Linked DNA regions of Homo sapiens: region 2 is linked to region 1. Evidence: read pairs that join two places in POLR2A ChIA-PET (ENCODE). Cell type or tissue: PC-3. All regions are shown on one strand. Links, peaks and the distances in the headings refer to the core of each region. The heading gives the core; the rest is flanking DNA.

Evidence for each region. Peaks named below come from ENCODE experiments on the same cell type or tissue, not always from the same donor. Only the 100,000 strongest peaks of a DNase experiment are listed, where the experiment ranks them.
Region 2: POLR2A ChIA-PET joins it to region 1 with 12 read pairs; 2 of 35 experiments call an interaction of 5 or more read pairs at or near these places.

What each region holds. Positions count from the first base shown.
Region 1 is chr10:63,549,675-63,558,000 of GRCh38, forward strand. All of the region lies in intron 1 of REEP3 (receptor accessory protein 3), which reads left to right. Among named protein-coding and RNA genes, the nearest start is that of REEP3, 32 kb to the left of the region's middle. In PC-3, for the core only: no CTCF peak of the experiment used is centred there; DNase peaks (open chromatin) are centred at 3,547, 3,947, 4,547 and 5,177; H3K4me3 peaks cover 2,951 bases; H3K27ac peaks cover 5,011 bases.
Region 2 is chr10:63,431,664-63,439,989 of GRCh38, forward strand. All of the region lies in intron 1 of JMJD1C (jumonji domain containing 1C), which reads right to left. Among named protein-coding and RNA genes, the nearest start is that of JMJD1C-AS2, 5.3 kb to the left of the region's middle. In PC-3, for the core only: no CTCF peak of the experiment used is centred there; DNase peaks (open chromatin) are centred at 738 and 3,398; H3K4me3 peaks cover 937 bases; H3K27ac peaks cover 3,735 bases.

The sequences.
Region 1 (8,326 bases), core at 83-8,082:
GAATGTGTATGGTTAGCAATTCTGAAACCACCATATATGTTTACTGGAATTAAACAGTTAAGTAAATGTTTCTCATTGTTGGAATGTTAGGGTACAGATAAGAAAGGGGAGGAAGCTAGAATGATCCACGTGGGGAAGAGGAAAGATGAGGAGGGAAGGAGGCATTCCAGCTAAGAATCATAACCCAGGATTGAAGTTGAAATACAAGAGGCATATTGAGGAAACCATGCTGGAACAGATGGTTTATATAGGGCAGTGCTTTTCAAATTATGTTCTGATGCACTCCCACAGAGGCTGGCCAGCAAGGGGTGAGGAGGCCTGCTAGTGAAGTCTTTAAGTGAGGCAGTGCTGCAGGTGTATTAGAAAGATTTATCTGACAGTGGACACAGAGGAATGTGTTGGGAAGCTGTTCAGTAAATCCGATGAGATGGCGTGAGCCCAAATGTGTTATTGGCCACGAGTTTGAAAATAAAACAAGAGGATGGATGCATGTATTCTCACCAAGGGAGAACCACCAGGACTGGGTTACAGATGGGAGAAATATTATACCATGGGAAGGAGGTATCAAAGCCCCATCCAGTGATAGAAGTGAAGAATCTCATGTTGGATGTAAATCTGATGGTACTAGATTGTTTGGGAATATGGAAGTTAATACTTTGATTGTATCCAAGTTCTAAAGGGAATTACAAAGTGAATTACAATAATTAGCTTGAATATATCAAATATAACTAGATGGCTTACTATGGGATTATATCTAGTGTCAGCAGTGTGGATGAACACACAGCAGACCTGGGAATTCTTATTTACAGCTCAGTTCTTAAGGTTAATTTTCTTAGAAGTCTCTAAATTTCTGAGTTTAGGTAGGGGTGGGGATAAGTTAAATTGAAAAGCCCCAAGTACTAAAAATCCCATATCCAGAGTCTAGGAGTTGGCACTTCTGGTAAGGTAGCATTCACAGGGTAGTATTGTTAAGGATGGCAGAGATTTGGTAAGGATGGAATCCCCAACAGAGGAAGAGTTGGCATTCCTCCTTGGGCCCAATAAGCCACAAACCTAGAGCTCCAGGTTAAGGAAGGATAAGGATGTCAAGGCTAAGGACCTCAGGTAGTATCTACTATCCTCTCCATCAAAAGAAAATAAATAAGCTATAAATGAACTAAAAATATATAGAGATACAGGTATTTGCTTGCTTTCAATGTAGGAAAGTCTTAATGCAAAGTTATTTAATACAAGGGTTCACAGATATACAATATATACACTTCAGCAAAATTCATAAAATCAAAAGGTAACAATAATCTATAAAAATAACAACATATAAAACAGACAATTAACATATAAAACTAACACTAGAATCAACAACACTCCAGTAGTACAAGAATAGCTAGTGTCCAGATCTTGGTTTCAAATACCATTTTCCAATAAAAGGAATAAAGGCTCCTTAGAGACATGTTGATTCTAGGAATGGGCAGGAAATATACATGATGAGCCTGCAGCATCTTGTAGTGCCAGAAAGTAAAGAAAGTGCTCAAACAAAAACAATGTAGGTATGTCGTAGGGACACAGGACATTGAGAAAGATCCCAGTGACCCAAGGAGATCTGGAACAATTTAAGCAGCAAAATAAAGTAGTATTGGATTATACCATCCAAAGCATAAAATAAATATCATGAGTCCATACTCATATAAATAAATGAATACAGGAGAATAGGTAAATCTCTCCTGGAGAAGAATCCATATAATTTATGTAGATACTCTGCCCTCAAGGAAATGGAGCATCACTCCCCACTCCTTAAGGCTGTACATAGTGACTTTCTGCCAAAAAACGTGGTATGTAAATCTGGGGAGGGGCGCCAGTAACTTTACCTAACATATACTACCTCAGCCACATCATCTTTGTGATATTACTCCCAAAAACCCATGACCTGAGTCTAATCTTGAGAAAAATTTCAGACAAATGTCCCTAATTGAGGGACATTCTAAAAAATACTTAAGTAGCACTCCTCAAAACTATCAAGGCTATCAAAACTCAGGCTTGAGAAACTTAGTGAGGAGCTTGGGAAAACATGATGAGTAAACATGATATGGTAAATGGATGGGATCCCAGATGGGATCCTGGAAAAGAAATGAGACCTTAGGAAAAACCAGGAAAATTTGAATAAAGTATGGACTTCAATTAATAACGATATATTATTATTAGTTTCTTAATTGTGGCAAATGTGTCATACCAATGTAAAATTTTAAGAATAAGAGAAATCAGTTGTGGAGTTTATGGGAACTATCTGTACTATCTTCACACTTTTTCTGCAAAACTGTTCTAAAATTAAAATTTTATTTTAAAAGAGTAAGTGGCCAACATTATGGCATTTCTGTCTTAATTATTATATCTCCTAAATAAGGCATTATCTTATATAGTCACAAGACAAATATCACTTAAGAAATACAGCACTGGGGCCGGGCACAGTGGCTCACGCCTGTAATCCCAGCACTTTGGGAGGCCGAGGCAGGTGGATCACGAGGTCAGGAGATCAAGACCATCCTGGCTAACACGGTGAAACCCTGTCTTTACTAAAAATACAAAAAAAAAAAAATTAGCTGGGTGTGGTGGCACATACCTGTAGTTCCAGCTACTCGGGAGGCTGAAGCAGGAGAATGGCATGAATTCAGGAGGCGGAGCCTGCAGTGAGCCGAGATTTTGCCCCTGCACTCCAGCCTGGACCACAGAGCAAGACTCCGTCTCAAAAAAAAAAGAAAGAAATATAACATTGATGAACTATTAATACCTAAAGTAGTTCATATCCAAAATACCCAAGTTGCCCAAGTAGTGCCTTATGTAGCTACCTGGTTATTGTTTTTAATACAGAATCCAATCAAATAGCATTGCATCTTATTGTCATTTCTCTTTTTTCTCCCTAGCAGAACAGTGCCCTCATGATGAGGAATTTTAACACCCCTTCTTTTCAGTTGATAGATGGACTGCCCTTCATTTAATCACTTGTATATGTTTCTTTAGGGAGGAAAAAAGTAGTAAAGTTAGGATTGGTGGAGATTATACCATTTCTCAAGTAGGATCATCCCAGACTGCCTTTGAGTGACGTTTCATTAGACACAGGGGGCTTGCTAGTGCCAAGCAGCCAGTCTGCTGGTTTTGTGCTGTAATTACTGATGTCAGAATTAAATTAGGTGGTAGTGTAGTTCTTGTGGCACATGTTTGTTTCTTTTTCTGTCAGGTTGTCCCAGATAGAAATAAAGTTCCCACCTCTCTGATTTTCTTGTAGTAAGAAAGTACTTAGACATTGTCTTTGTCAGTTGACCATCTCAAGAGAACATGGAGAATACTCACAAATGCTTTTACAATGACTTAATTTTTATGTTCTGGTTGTTACTTCTGTAATGTAACTTCTGTTATTGTTCACTTACTTTACAAAATAAGAAGACCAAACCTTTTTTTAAAGCCCCGTTAATGAAAGACAGTAAACAGGCAGTGTGGCTCTGAGAGGAGGGAGAGCTCACAACATGAAGAGCGAGATTGTTCTAGCTACAGGGAGTGGCATGGGAAAAAATTACTGTGTTGGAGATGCTGGAGGTATTAGAGTGATTTGAATAAATGGAATGAAGGAAGTGGTTTAAGAAATATGAAAATAGAATGTTTTGGTTTCCAAATCATCACAAATTTAATTTTCATTAAAAAGCGATAGCAAGTTCACTGATGTATCCCTAGTGATAGAAAAACACAGTGCCTTGACATGTAGTATGCCGTCAGTGATACCTGTTATTGTTTAATGGAGACTTAAAAGATTGTTTGAAAGCAAAATATTAAATTAACCTGGTGAAGCGTTTTCATGCTCATTGGTGAAGTGCCTGTAGGTGACTGTAGCTTAGACTGTACATTAGGTATGAATGTTCTATGGGAGGGCTTGGCCAGAATTTTATATCTGAGTTCAGTTTAGAGAAGTTCACTTTGTGGTCATGTGATACTGAATGAATTGCACAGAATAGGGTAGAATTTGTGTTTATGGCTTTCCTTACTCATCCTCCTTTAATTTGTAGAGACGGATGTATTTCAGGAGAGGAAATTTTTTGCAATGTTTTCACAATTGTTTGTACATGTTTTTTCTTCACCAGAAGCTTTTTAAAACTTAGATTGGCCGGGGGCGGTGGCTCACGCCTATTTGTAATCCCAGCACTTTGGGAGGCCGAGGCGGTTGGATCACAAGGTCAGGAGATCGAGACCATCCTGGCTAACACGGTAAAACCACGTCTCTACTAAAAATACAAAAAATTAGCTGGGCGTGGTGGCAGGCGCCTGTAGTCCCAGCTACTCAGGAGGCTGAGGCAGGAGAATGGCGTGAACCCGGGAGGCAGAGCTTGCAGTGAGTGGAGATCGCACCACTGCCCTCCAGCCTGGGTGACAGAGCAAGACTCCGTCTCAAAAAAAAAAAAAAACCTTAGATTGCAATTGAACTTTCACGTTATCTTTAAGTCAGTGGGCCTAATGGTAAGTTCAAATTTTACACATCCTGTGCTTAAGGGGCTAAATAAAGTAAACAACTCCTCTGAGTCAAGAGTTACTCAGGAATCAGGAATTGGTCAGATCATGAGTAATCATTTGATAGGAATTAAAGGGTGTGATGATTGTTGATTAAAGACATGCATATTCCTTTATGTAGACTTAGTATACAATCAGAAAATGGGTCTCAGATATTTTTTTTATATGACAGTAGTATGCCTGTGGAATTACAATTGTTTAGAGAACTTCGGAATATTGACATCATCGAACTGTTAATATTGGGGATCTGCTATGAGCTATACATTGTATGAAATACAGGTTTTCTTTGGGGGACAGTTTTTTGGTATAGAGGAAAGAGCACAGGTCTTCAAATTAGAAGTTCTATGTTTTGGCTTTAACACTTGCTATGTGCTTAATTCATAAGATCATTAATCTCTCTAAGCCTTACTTTTATCATCTGTAGAACTAGAACAATAGCACCTACCTCGCCTATGAATTTTCTGTGTGTAATGACAATCAGGATGGAAAAATTGCAGCTGGAAAACTGTGGAGTGCTGTAGATTGTAGGGACCATTGTCTTCTTTCAGCCCTATGAGCCATTCTGTGGTACTCTACCCACAGGATGCTGAGTTACTGGAGTGCTTCAAGGGTTTGTAGCCCTTGATTCTACAGTGTACTCTGTTCCAAGTTCAGCATTCTTCTAAACATTTTTTTGTTGGGGTCTACCACATGGTAGGCCCTTGTGGTTGTAGTGGGGCGTGGCTAGTGGGGAGAGAGTGAGGAGATGAGGAAGTTTGAGTCTGAGTTGCTGTAGCTTGATTTTTTTTCCCCTCTAGTTTCATCTTTACCTTTCCTTTTAGAATAGAAATTATAGGCTCTGGAGTAAAATTAGAAATGTAGCTCCAATTTAGCTAAGTTTAGCTCTAACATGAAAATTCCAAGTTTCATAGCTTTTGATGAGTATTATGAAAAACATAAAGTCTTTCAAAGGAATTTCCACTGTCTTTTTCTCTCCTTCATGGTTTTAAACATGGGGACCTTTGGTTATAGAATTCAGGATTTGGGGCTGTTGTTGTTTTTTTCCCCATGGGTTTGACTCTTTCTCCTTGTATGGAATTTTCATATTTTTCTTTAAGGTTTAGTCACTTAACCATTGTTTTACTAAATGGGAATTCTCTACTGACAGAGATTTTTAGCAACAAATGTATTTTTCTTAAAATTTGTGTAAGACAAAAATTACATATTATTTTGGCAGTGATCATGCATGACCTTTGCTACCTGATGGCTGCCATGGCAGAAAAACTCATGTAGGAAGTTTATCACAGGGAGAATATACACAGGTACCTTGGTTATCAGTAGACTTTGCACTACTTGTAACCATTTAGTCTACTCTTTGTAACTCTCTCTTCTTTTATCATGATGTCTTACATTTATTTTTGCATCTAAGTGAAGGATAGAGCGTGGCAAAAGTCCAGATAACCTATAATGACTTTCACATTACTTTAAAAAATCCAGTTAACCAACGTACTGTACTGACAACATATTGCTTAATCATAATCAGTTTTAATCCAACACCAAACTAAGCATAATATTGTCACACATTGGTTTGTTGAAGATGCAGAATTTAGAAATTCAGATCCTTGAGCCCTACTGCCAAAAATCCTCCTTCCCAGTTGATTATTTTACATAGACAGGTTTGGGAGCTACTGAACCATTTGTAAGGGGCACTTTTCAAATAATTGTCAAGGGTTTAAAATTCATCAGAGGATTCTACAATCAGTGAAAATAAGTTGTCTTAGGAACCTGTTAACTGCATTTATCTCTTTATTTATGAAGTTCCTAAGAAACATTTCCTCTGGGGGAAAAATGCTACCTTGAAAAAAAACCAGAAAACCATTCTTATAAACTATTTCTGGGATTCCTCATTGAGATTAAGATTCTGATTTTATTTTATTATTTATTTATTTATTTGAGACAGAGTCGCTCTGTCACCCACTGCAACAGAGCTCACTGCAACCTCCGCTTCCCAGGTTTAAGCGATTCTCCTGCCTCAGCCTCCCAAGTAGCTGGGATTACAGGCGCGGGCCACCATGCCCGACTAATTTTTTTTTTTGTATCTTTAGTAGAGACAGGGTTTCACCATGTTGGTCAGGCTGGTCTCGAACTCCTGACCTCAAATGATCCGCCCACCTTGGCCTCCCAAAGTGCTGGGATTACAGGCGTGAGCCACCATGCCTGGCCTATGATTCTATTTTTTAAATTCATTACAGTCTATATTAATATTAGAGAACTAATACTCAAACAGAATTTGAGTGAACTATTATAAATGACAGAAAAATTTGCCCTCTCTCTTAATTTTACATGAAATCATTTTTAAAATTGGTGGGGTTTTTGTTTTGTTTTGTTTTGTTTTGTTTTGTTTTCTGTTTGCTTGTTTTTTTTTTTGTTGTTTTGTTTTTTTTTTTTTTTTTTTGAGACGGAGTCTCGCTCTGTCGCCCAGGCTGGAGTGCAGTGGCGGGATCTCGGCTCACTGCAAGCTCCGCCTCCCGGGTTCACGCCATTCTCCTGCCTCAGCCTCCCAAGTAGCTGGGACTACAGGCGCCCGCCACTACGCCCGGCTAATTTTTTGTATTTTTAGTAGAGACGGGGTTTCACCGTTTTAGCCGGGATGGTCTCGATCTCCTGACCTCGTGATCCGCCCGCCTCGGCCTCCCAAAGTGCTGGGATTACAGGCGTGAGCCACCGCGCCCGGCCTTTGCTTGTTTTTTGATCCCAGGGTCAAGCCAGGAAACTTGGTTGTTATAATGGGCTGCCTTTTTGATTTCACTAAATTCTGTGAATTCTCCCTATGTATAGTGTTCCATTGTCCTCCCAATAAAAACATACTATAGTTTCCCTTGGCTAAAACCCATGTAGGCAGTGGTGTGCCGGTAATGCTTGACAACTGAGGGAAAGAGGACTGATTCATACAATTTGCTAATTTCTGTGATGTAAAGTACTGCCTACAATAGCCTAGTTCAAGCTCGCAGCGTGACCTCACTGAATGTGGAGCTGGAAAGAAATGCACACAGCACACTTAGTATTTCTAGTATTTCCACCATACAGATAGAATAGAAGTATATAACTTGAAGAGCATAGTAAAATGTAAAATAATTAGGAATAAATATAATTAGAAAATAATGAGTTTTTGACTATTTCCCTTTGTCTTTAATAAATGTTATATGTATAACTTATCTTACTGTTTGGATACCAAATAAACTGTTTCCATGCTTATCTTTGGGAAATGCCACTGTTTCAAAATGGGAGGTTTTTGCTTAGCGTTTTCTTCCTTATTCTATTGTTTAAATTAATTACCTACGTTAAATTTATCAACAACAAAGAAGAAGCTCTCCAGGTGATTTTGACGTGTTGCAGGGTTGGGGACCAGTCTTTTCTTGGTTTGCCTGGCACCTTAGAGCTGCATTTTGTGCTTAATTACACTGACTACTACATTTTAACTGTTTATGCTCTGTTATGTTCTTTCAAATGATTTGAGAATTTTTTTTCCAAATTGATATGTTAAATTATAAAGAAAAATAACAGAATTGAGACTAGAAAATAGCAATCAAAGAAAATAAAAATTTGGTGAGTACAAATATAAATATGCCAGTTCTGAGGACCACAAGTGTTGATATAGTAGAACAACAGATTTGATTCTGAGTTTCCTGGCAACCCATGGAGGGAAGCAAGGAATAATATAATTCTTTTCAGATGGAAGGAAGGCATCAATTTCTCAAAGAAAGCTAAGCATTGCATTGTACTGAATTTCAGAGTAAATCTC
Region 2 (8,326 bases), core at 86-8,085, 120 kb before region 1:
CTAAGGTGATATTGTAACTCAGGGTCCCCAGGTTTTGGGGTATGCACTGTGAAAAAGTACTCACTTGCGGCCGGGCGCAGTGGCGCACGCCTGTAATCCCAGCACTTTGGGAGGCCGAGGCGGGCGGATCACGAGGTCCAGAGATAGAGACCACCCTGGCCAACAAGGTGAAACCCCATCTCTACTAAAAGTACAAAAATTAGCTGGGCATGGTGGTGCATGCCTGTAGTCCCAACTAATCGGGAGGCTGAGGCAGGACAATCGCTTGAACCCAGGGGACAGGGGTTGCGGTGAGCCAAGATGGCGTCACTGCACTCCAGCCTGGCGACAGAGCAAGACTCCGTCTGAAAAGAAAAAGAAAAAGAAAACTCACTTTTGTAACTGTTGCGCCTTGAGTTCTTGTTGTTTCAAGAAGTTCCAGAAAGAAGCTCAGCCCAGTGGTTGGGTCCAGAGATGACTAAACTGGAGATGAACTTCTGGCAAACTCTCCTCACTACCATACTAAAATCCCCACCCAGGAAGTAGTTTATGTGCCATTTTCTATACATCTGATGTATGTAAAAGCATGATAAATGTGCCTGCACTGCCTTTATTCCACCTCTAATACAATGACTCAGCTAACTAGCCCGGGTGTTCACCTTTGTTTGGGGAGGCACTGCCTTTGGGACTATCCCTAGTGTCCTCCTTACTTGGTGCAAGTAATAAAATCCCCCTGTGAAATCATACTTGGTTGTGGTCACTGGACTTGTCATCCACCAAGCAAATGAACCCACCCATTGTGTGTGTGTGACACTATGAGCCTTCTTGCCCTTTTCTGCTTCCTCCTCCTTCCTGCCTGGAGCTGAACTAAGGAAGACAACAACAGTATCAGCTATATTGTAACTGACCATGAGGAAAAGACCAAGAGAACAACAGCCCAGTCTTCAACAGCCCTGGCATCCTTAAATGATCACATCAACTCTGGAATGTCTACTTCTGGACTTAGAAGGAAAACCTTATCTATTTTGTTTAACCACTGTTAATTGGCATTGAGGAAAAAATACCATGAGACAAAAACTTGAAAAGATCAGATACAAGTTCATAATAAAAACACAGAGACCTAGAACAGCCATAAGAAGCATACAACATTGTTGATGTTTATTTTACAGAACTTTTAGATTACACCTAAAAACAGAAATTCACCGACTGAATACCTAAGATGATGATCACAATGCTATGAACATTTCTTAATCTTTCATGACAATTCTAAGACTAACTGAATGATTTCCTTACACAGGAGATCTCAGTAAAGAAAAGGTGATGCTTTCATTAACTGTCCTGAGTTCTTCTCTTCACTGTCAACCTACCATAGGTTATAAACACAAAATAAAAATAATCTGTTTTCCTATATACATGGATCTCAAACAAGGGATTTATTTATTTTATTATTATCATTTTTTTTTTTTGAGACAGAGTTTTGCTCTTGTTGCCCAGGCTGGAGTGCAATGCCGCGATCTGGGCTCACCACAACCTCTGCCTCCCGACCCCAGTTCAAGCGATTCTCCTGCCTCAGCCTCCCGAGTAGCTGGGATTACAGGAAAGCGCTACCATGCCCGGCTAATTCTGTATTTTTAGTAGAGATGGTGTTTCTTCATGTTGGTCAGGCTGGTCTCGAACTCCTAACCTCAGGTGATCCGCTCGCCTTGGCCTCCCAAAGTGCTGGGATTACAGGCTTGTGCCACCGCGCCCGGCCTAAGGGAGTTATTTATTTATTTAGATACTGAGAATTTAAAAAATAGCAGCAATGGCTTAACTGTAACATCAGGAATAACTCATAATTCAATTACGTCATTCACAAACCATGATGATAATATTCATATCTCCTCAATGACAATTTTCAAACTCTACTGGGCAAGAAACAATGTACTCTTTTCTTTTCTTTTCTTTTTTTTTTTTTTTTTGAGACAGGGTCTCGCTTTGATGCTGAGGCTGGAGTGCAAGGGTGAGATCATGGCTCACTGCAGTTTCGACCTCTGGCACTCAAGTGATCCTCCCACCTCAGCCTCCCAAGTAGCTGATACTACACACGTGTACCACCACATGCAGTTAATTATTTTTTGTACATATGGGGTCCCACTATGTTACCCAGGCTGATCTTGAACTCTTGGCCTCAAGCAATCCTCCCACCTCAGTCTCCCAAAGTGCTGGGATTACGGGTCTGAGTCACTGTACCTGGCCCATACGATATAAATTGAGTTCCAAAAAAAAAAAAAAGGGAAAATTAAGCTAACAATTTAGAGAGGGTATGCTGTGACTAAACTAGGAATCATTTCAGTTACAGCTAAATGCTGAAATGCAAACAAAATATTACAGTATAAACGTATCAAGAGAAATCCCAAATCCAGTTTTTATGTTTAATGTCCCAAAATCTAAATTGTCATATAAACCAACAAAACACTTCTACAAGCCAGTATTTTGCAGCTTTGGGGCTAACATCTATTGGGTACCCAACATGTACATTTTATTTAAATTTTAATAACAAAAAGCTAAAATTTAATAAGCAGACTTCTGTTTTCAGTGAGATGAATTAGCAGAGTTGGCATTTATGTTTCTGCCTGAAACAACAAAAAACCTGGAAAAACAGATGAAACAATTAAGATGCAACATACGTTACAAACGGCAATGGACTAGGTTATGGGAAACAAATTATGTAAGCTTTCTGATCACACCAGTTTAACTGACTGAAGTTTCCAAACTATCCTGCAAAGAAGGGGGAAATCACATGGGATTCAGGAGCCTTTGTAAGTCAAGGAGATAAGGCTAGAAAGAAGTCCAGGGAGGCTAAGACTCTGGAGTTCTCAGGACACAATACTAGAGAGGAATAAGCTACCGAGAGAGGAAGATTTCCAGAGGAGGTTCTCTCTAAGCAATGAGATAAAGATTGACCAACCTGGGCCAGGCACAGTGGCTCACGCAGTAAACCCTAGCACTTTGGGAGGCCAAGGCGGGAAGGATCACTTGAGCCCAGGAGTTCAAGATCAGCCTGGGCAACAAAGTCAGAGCGCATCTATTAAGAAAAACAAACAAAAAAAAAAGATTGACCAAGCCTATGTGCTTTTAAGAAGCTACACAAAGGTGGATGAAACAAACTGAAAGAATGAGAGAGTGAAATTCTCTAAGTTCACCTGAGTTTGGAATAGTTCCTGTTCCCAACAGTTGGAGTGATTAACTTCGTAATTTACAGGGCACTGAAAAAACTCACAAAGATTTGTAATGGACAAAAAAATTGCCCTAGAATAATATCTGCTGTAAAATGCCCTCCTCACAACACTTCCTCATACCAATAGCATATCTTTAGAACACCAATTAAAATCTCACATTGTCTGCGAAATAGCCTACACAAAAATGTTGTCTCTACTGAACAATGCGCTCAAGTATTTGCATTTGGAATAAATCATTTCCTGACCTGTAATCTTCTCATATAAATCACCTTTTATCATTCAGCTGAGATTATAACTTGCACTCCTTTACTACAACAGTGCCTTACAGATCAATTTGCTGTTTTCTGTATACATGCCAGTCCAGGATGTAACACACTGCTATTTTAGTGAGGTTCACTTTCACTCCACAAACAAAATCTCCTGCTTGAACAATTTCTAGCTTTGGCTTATTTTTTCCAGAAAAGAAACAGTTGTACTTTTAACAGGCTGAATAATTGAAAAGTGGGAGGGAATGACTGAATAAATCAAATAAGTAGAACAGAGACAAAACTAATATTTAATTTGGAAAGATTATAGTAAACACAGATTGTAACAGCAAATAGTCCAAGAAATGGAAAATGAAAAACTTGGAAAAGAAATTTCTAATTTCTGAGGATTAATATGTATTTCTGAGTTTTAGAATATTCTACCGGCTCACAGTGTCCCACATAGTGACTCCTGAATTCCAGTTGAAAATGACTTAAGAGGGTGACAATGCCGGGCGCAGTGGCTTACATCTGTAATCCCAGCACTTTGGGAGGCTGAGGCGCGTGGACTGGCTGAGGTCAGGAGTTCGACACGAATCTGGCCAACATGGTAAAACACCATCTCTATTAAAAGTACAAAAATTAGCTGGCATGGTGGCATGCGCCTATAATCCCAGCTACGCAGGAGGCTGAGATATGAGAACTGCTAGAACCCAGGAGGCAGAAGTTGCAGTGAGCCAAGATCGCACCACTGCACTCCAACCTGGGAAACAGAGCAAGACGCTGTCTCAAACAAACAAACTAAAAAAGAGTGTGGCAAAATACTTGAGTACCCTCTCTAAATAAATACCCAATATGGTGGAAAGGTTAGATTCTATATTCAAAGAAAGGCAAAACCCTGAGATATTTTTACCTCATAGTTTTATATTCTATCAACAACAGTGCATTGGAAGGCATTAATATCTATGAAAGAGAAAAAAGAAGTGACTTCAATATGCAATATGTAATCACAGGCCTTGAGAGATTATATGAGGAGGGAGGAGGTGTTAAAGAGTATTAAAAATGCATATTTAAGTAGTAGCCGAATTCAACACAAGTTTCTGTTCTGTTTCACAACTGCAAATTTCTGTAAGCTAACCATAAATATTCAGTTGAATACAAGAGGAATAACAATTCTTCAATTACCTTATGTTAATGTAACAGTTTCAAAGGTGCCACAGTGAAGTAAACAATGACTCCAGCTCTTAAATTCCCCAAGTTAAAATCACTCTTAAAATCTCCTTTGAAGCTACTTACTAGCTCTCTTGTATGGTGGTGTAGCTGTTTCCTCTACCATGATTTTCAGACTTCTATCCTCTCATCTCTAAAAATCAGTACCTTGAAATCTGAACAGCACATTATACTAACCTACTACCATCAACCAGTCATCCACCACACTCATGCGTACCCTAAAATGTTATTCATCATGCCATTCAATATTATTTCTGTCCTAGTTTCTGTCCAATAATCATTTCTGGTGATTTCAGTATCCACAGTGATGACTGTTTTAATTGTTCCATTTCTCATTTCTTTGATTTCCTCTTCTTTAATGATTTTGTCCTCAACCTTATCTCAACCACTGACTTACCATGGCATACTCTAGACCAGAGGATCTTTAACTTTACTCAGGCAATATAAACCTATGGATTATCCTTTCAGACATAAGAAATCCTATCTTAGACCCTTATCATGGCCCCAAACAGCAATCCCTCAAAAATCTCGATTTCAAGCATCTTTCTCTCTCTCATGCCACTACCTCCTATTTTTCTTTTTCACATTCAAGTTCCCCTGGACCTAAGATTCACTGATCTCAACACCATTTCATTGCTATTCATCTCTCATTTTCTCACTTTTTTGCTCACCAAATGTAAAATCCTAGGTCTATCATTAGAGTAATTCATTTGCCCATCTCTGAATGCATCTTAGTTTTCCAGCCAAACCCCAATCATCATTAAATCCAACTCTCCACCTACTTTGTTTCTGTATCTAATCAATCAGCTGAACATAGCTGGAGATGAGTGACTGTAGGGAAATGAATGATGAATTCATCAAAGATTAACGATGTCAGTTAAAAAATCATGACCAATGTCAAGTCAGTCCTTGCTGTACATAATTTCCTTATTTCATTCAATCTTTACTCCCCTAGATGACTATTTCATAACTTCTCTTCTCAAATCCTATCAGCTGCTATTTCACTAAAAAGCAGAAGCAATCAGATTTCCACAAGCTCTTACCTCTCTCTCACTACCTAGCTACCTACAGCTATTCTCAAATACAGTATCTCTTTCTTCTCTTCTATTACTAGGGATTAAGTTTATGGTACTATCTAAGGCCAATTCTACTACTACCTAAAGACAGGGTTCTAGTAATTCCTCCTTAGTTGCATCATCAACTTAATCCTATCTCTGAATTGTTTTCATCAACATACAAATATGGTATATTGTCTTCCATTTTACAAAATCTTATCTTCCTCCTAAAGCTCTGCTCCATTTCTCTTTTTCCCAAATGCCTTGTCAATAATCTCTGTCTCCAATCTACTACCTCCAGTTCTCTAGTAAACTCACTTTATCAGGCTTTTGTTCCCACTATTACACTGAAACTGCTGATCAAGGTTACCAATGACTCATTAGCTAAAACTGAATTGTAGATTCTCAGCCTTTATCTTACTTCACTAAGCAGCATTTGACACAACCAGTAATCCCTCCTCTTCGAAACACTTTTTCCACTAAGCTTTCTGAACATCACTTCTGGATTTCATACCTCCCTGTCCCTTCTTTCTCATATATCTAATCTTTAAAAACTGCTCCAGGGTTTAACACTTAGGTATGTTCTATATTCACTCTCTACATCAACTCATTCAGTCTGATAGCTTTAAATGCCATTTATATACTGACTACTCCCAGATTCTCCAGCCTAGACCTCTCCCTTTAACTAACAAACATGATACTTTAAGTAACTGCCTGTCTAAATAAGCATCTCAAATTTAACACATCTAAAAGACAGATTCCCAATCCCCAGTATTATTACCGCTATCACCACCACTCTCCAAAATGTCTGCTCCTCCAGTCAATTCTCATCTGAAAAAAAATGGTAACTCTATGTTTTGCAGGAGCCAAAACCTTAGAACCCATCTTAAACCCTGTCTCTCACATCAGATGCAATTCAGCAACCCACTCTTATCAATTCTGTGTTGGAAATAAATATGAATCTGAGCATTTTTCACCACCTCTACCATTGCTATCACCATGATCTAATGCTACCACAGAATCGTTACAATTGCCTCCTAACCGCTCTCCCTGCATCTGCCTCACCCCACACCCCAAGAGTCTACTATCAACAAAGAAAGTAGAGGGATCCTTTTAAAACCACCTCGTTCATGCCTTCCCATCTCATCCAGAATGAAAGCTTAATCCTTAAAATGTTCTATAAGGTCCTTCACAAACTATCCCCTGCCATCCTGTTCCCCTTCTGATCTTTTCCTTCTCCTCTCCCACTTTTCACTGCTCTCTGACCATACCACATTCACTGCTCCTCAAATACGCTAGGCTCATTCCCAATCTCAGGGGCTGTGTATTTTGCTCTTCCTTAGGCCTGGTACTTACTCCAGACATCTACGTGACTAGCTTCCTTGTTTCCTTCAGGTCTTCACTCAAAAGTCACCTACTCGGAGAGGCATTCTCTGGCTCCCTTATCTAAAATGTCACCTCCGCCCCCTCAACATTCATGCTTTTATTTTCTTTCCTGGTACTTTATCTTACATACCATTCATCATACTCATTTATCTTCTTATCTTTTGTCTCTCCTTCCATAAACTGATTTCCATAAGGGCAGCAATTTGATCCACTTCCTTTCACAACTTTATTCCCAGTGCCTGATATGTACAAGGCATGCAATAAGTATCTGCTGAATGGATAAATCTAGGATTGCCCCCTCATACTTCAATCTTTAACTGCTATCCAACACCTGTCAAAGACTAAATAACACTGATATTTGAAGATGCTTGTGTGAAAACGGTCTTCAAATACCACAGGATAAAGTATTAATGCCCATTAGTACATACTCAAAATTCTATCATTTTATAAAGCTGTATTTTTAGACCTCAGTAGCTTTCTTCTCTGTAGAAACAACAGTAAGTTATTGTGTAATGTTCTGTTCCTGGCTTTCACTGAGAATTATTATTTTTTAACAGCCACATGAAGAACCTCCACGCAAACCACAAAACTATTATAAACATCACTATTAATTACAACATTTAATATTACTTAAAGAGAAATGCGTTCTTTTTAAACTCAGCCAGGAAAAACAATCTCTTAAAAATTTATTTATTTCATTACTTACCAAATATATCCCTGACTCTCAACAACTCCACACAAGTAACAAATTTCAGAATTAAACACTTACCATTTGTTCATACATTTAAGTTGAGGAGGATATTTCTATTGAACCACCTCAGTTTACACGGATGGTTTTTAAGGCCTTATTTCTATTTTATCAATCTTATTCATAGTTATCCTTAACAAAAGTCACCTCAAATTATTTTATTTAGGTAAATAATTGAAAAACAGACCGTATAATTCTCTAATACTATCATATATAAAAACAACATGTAGATCATAAAAAAGTCACTTATATGTCATGAAGTCACTTCACTGACATATATACTGCAGTCCTTCTAGTCTACAGTTTATTTTTTTAAGTAATTTGACATAACAAAGTTAACTAGGAACTTATTTCTCTATCAGCTACAAGGATGACAATACCTACCAATTAGAGAACAGTGCGTATGCAGCAAGGGAATGAGATACAATGATGCCTAAGGTGACAGTGAGATATGAAAGCAAC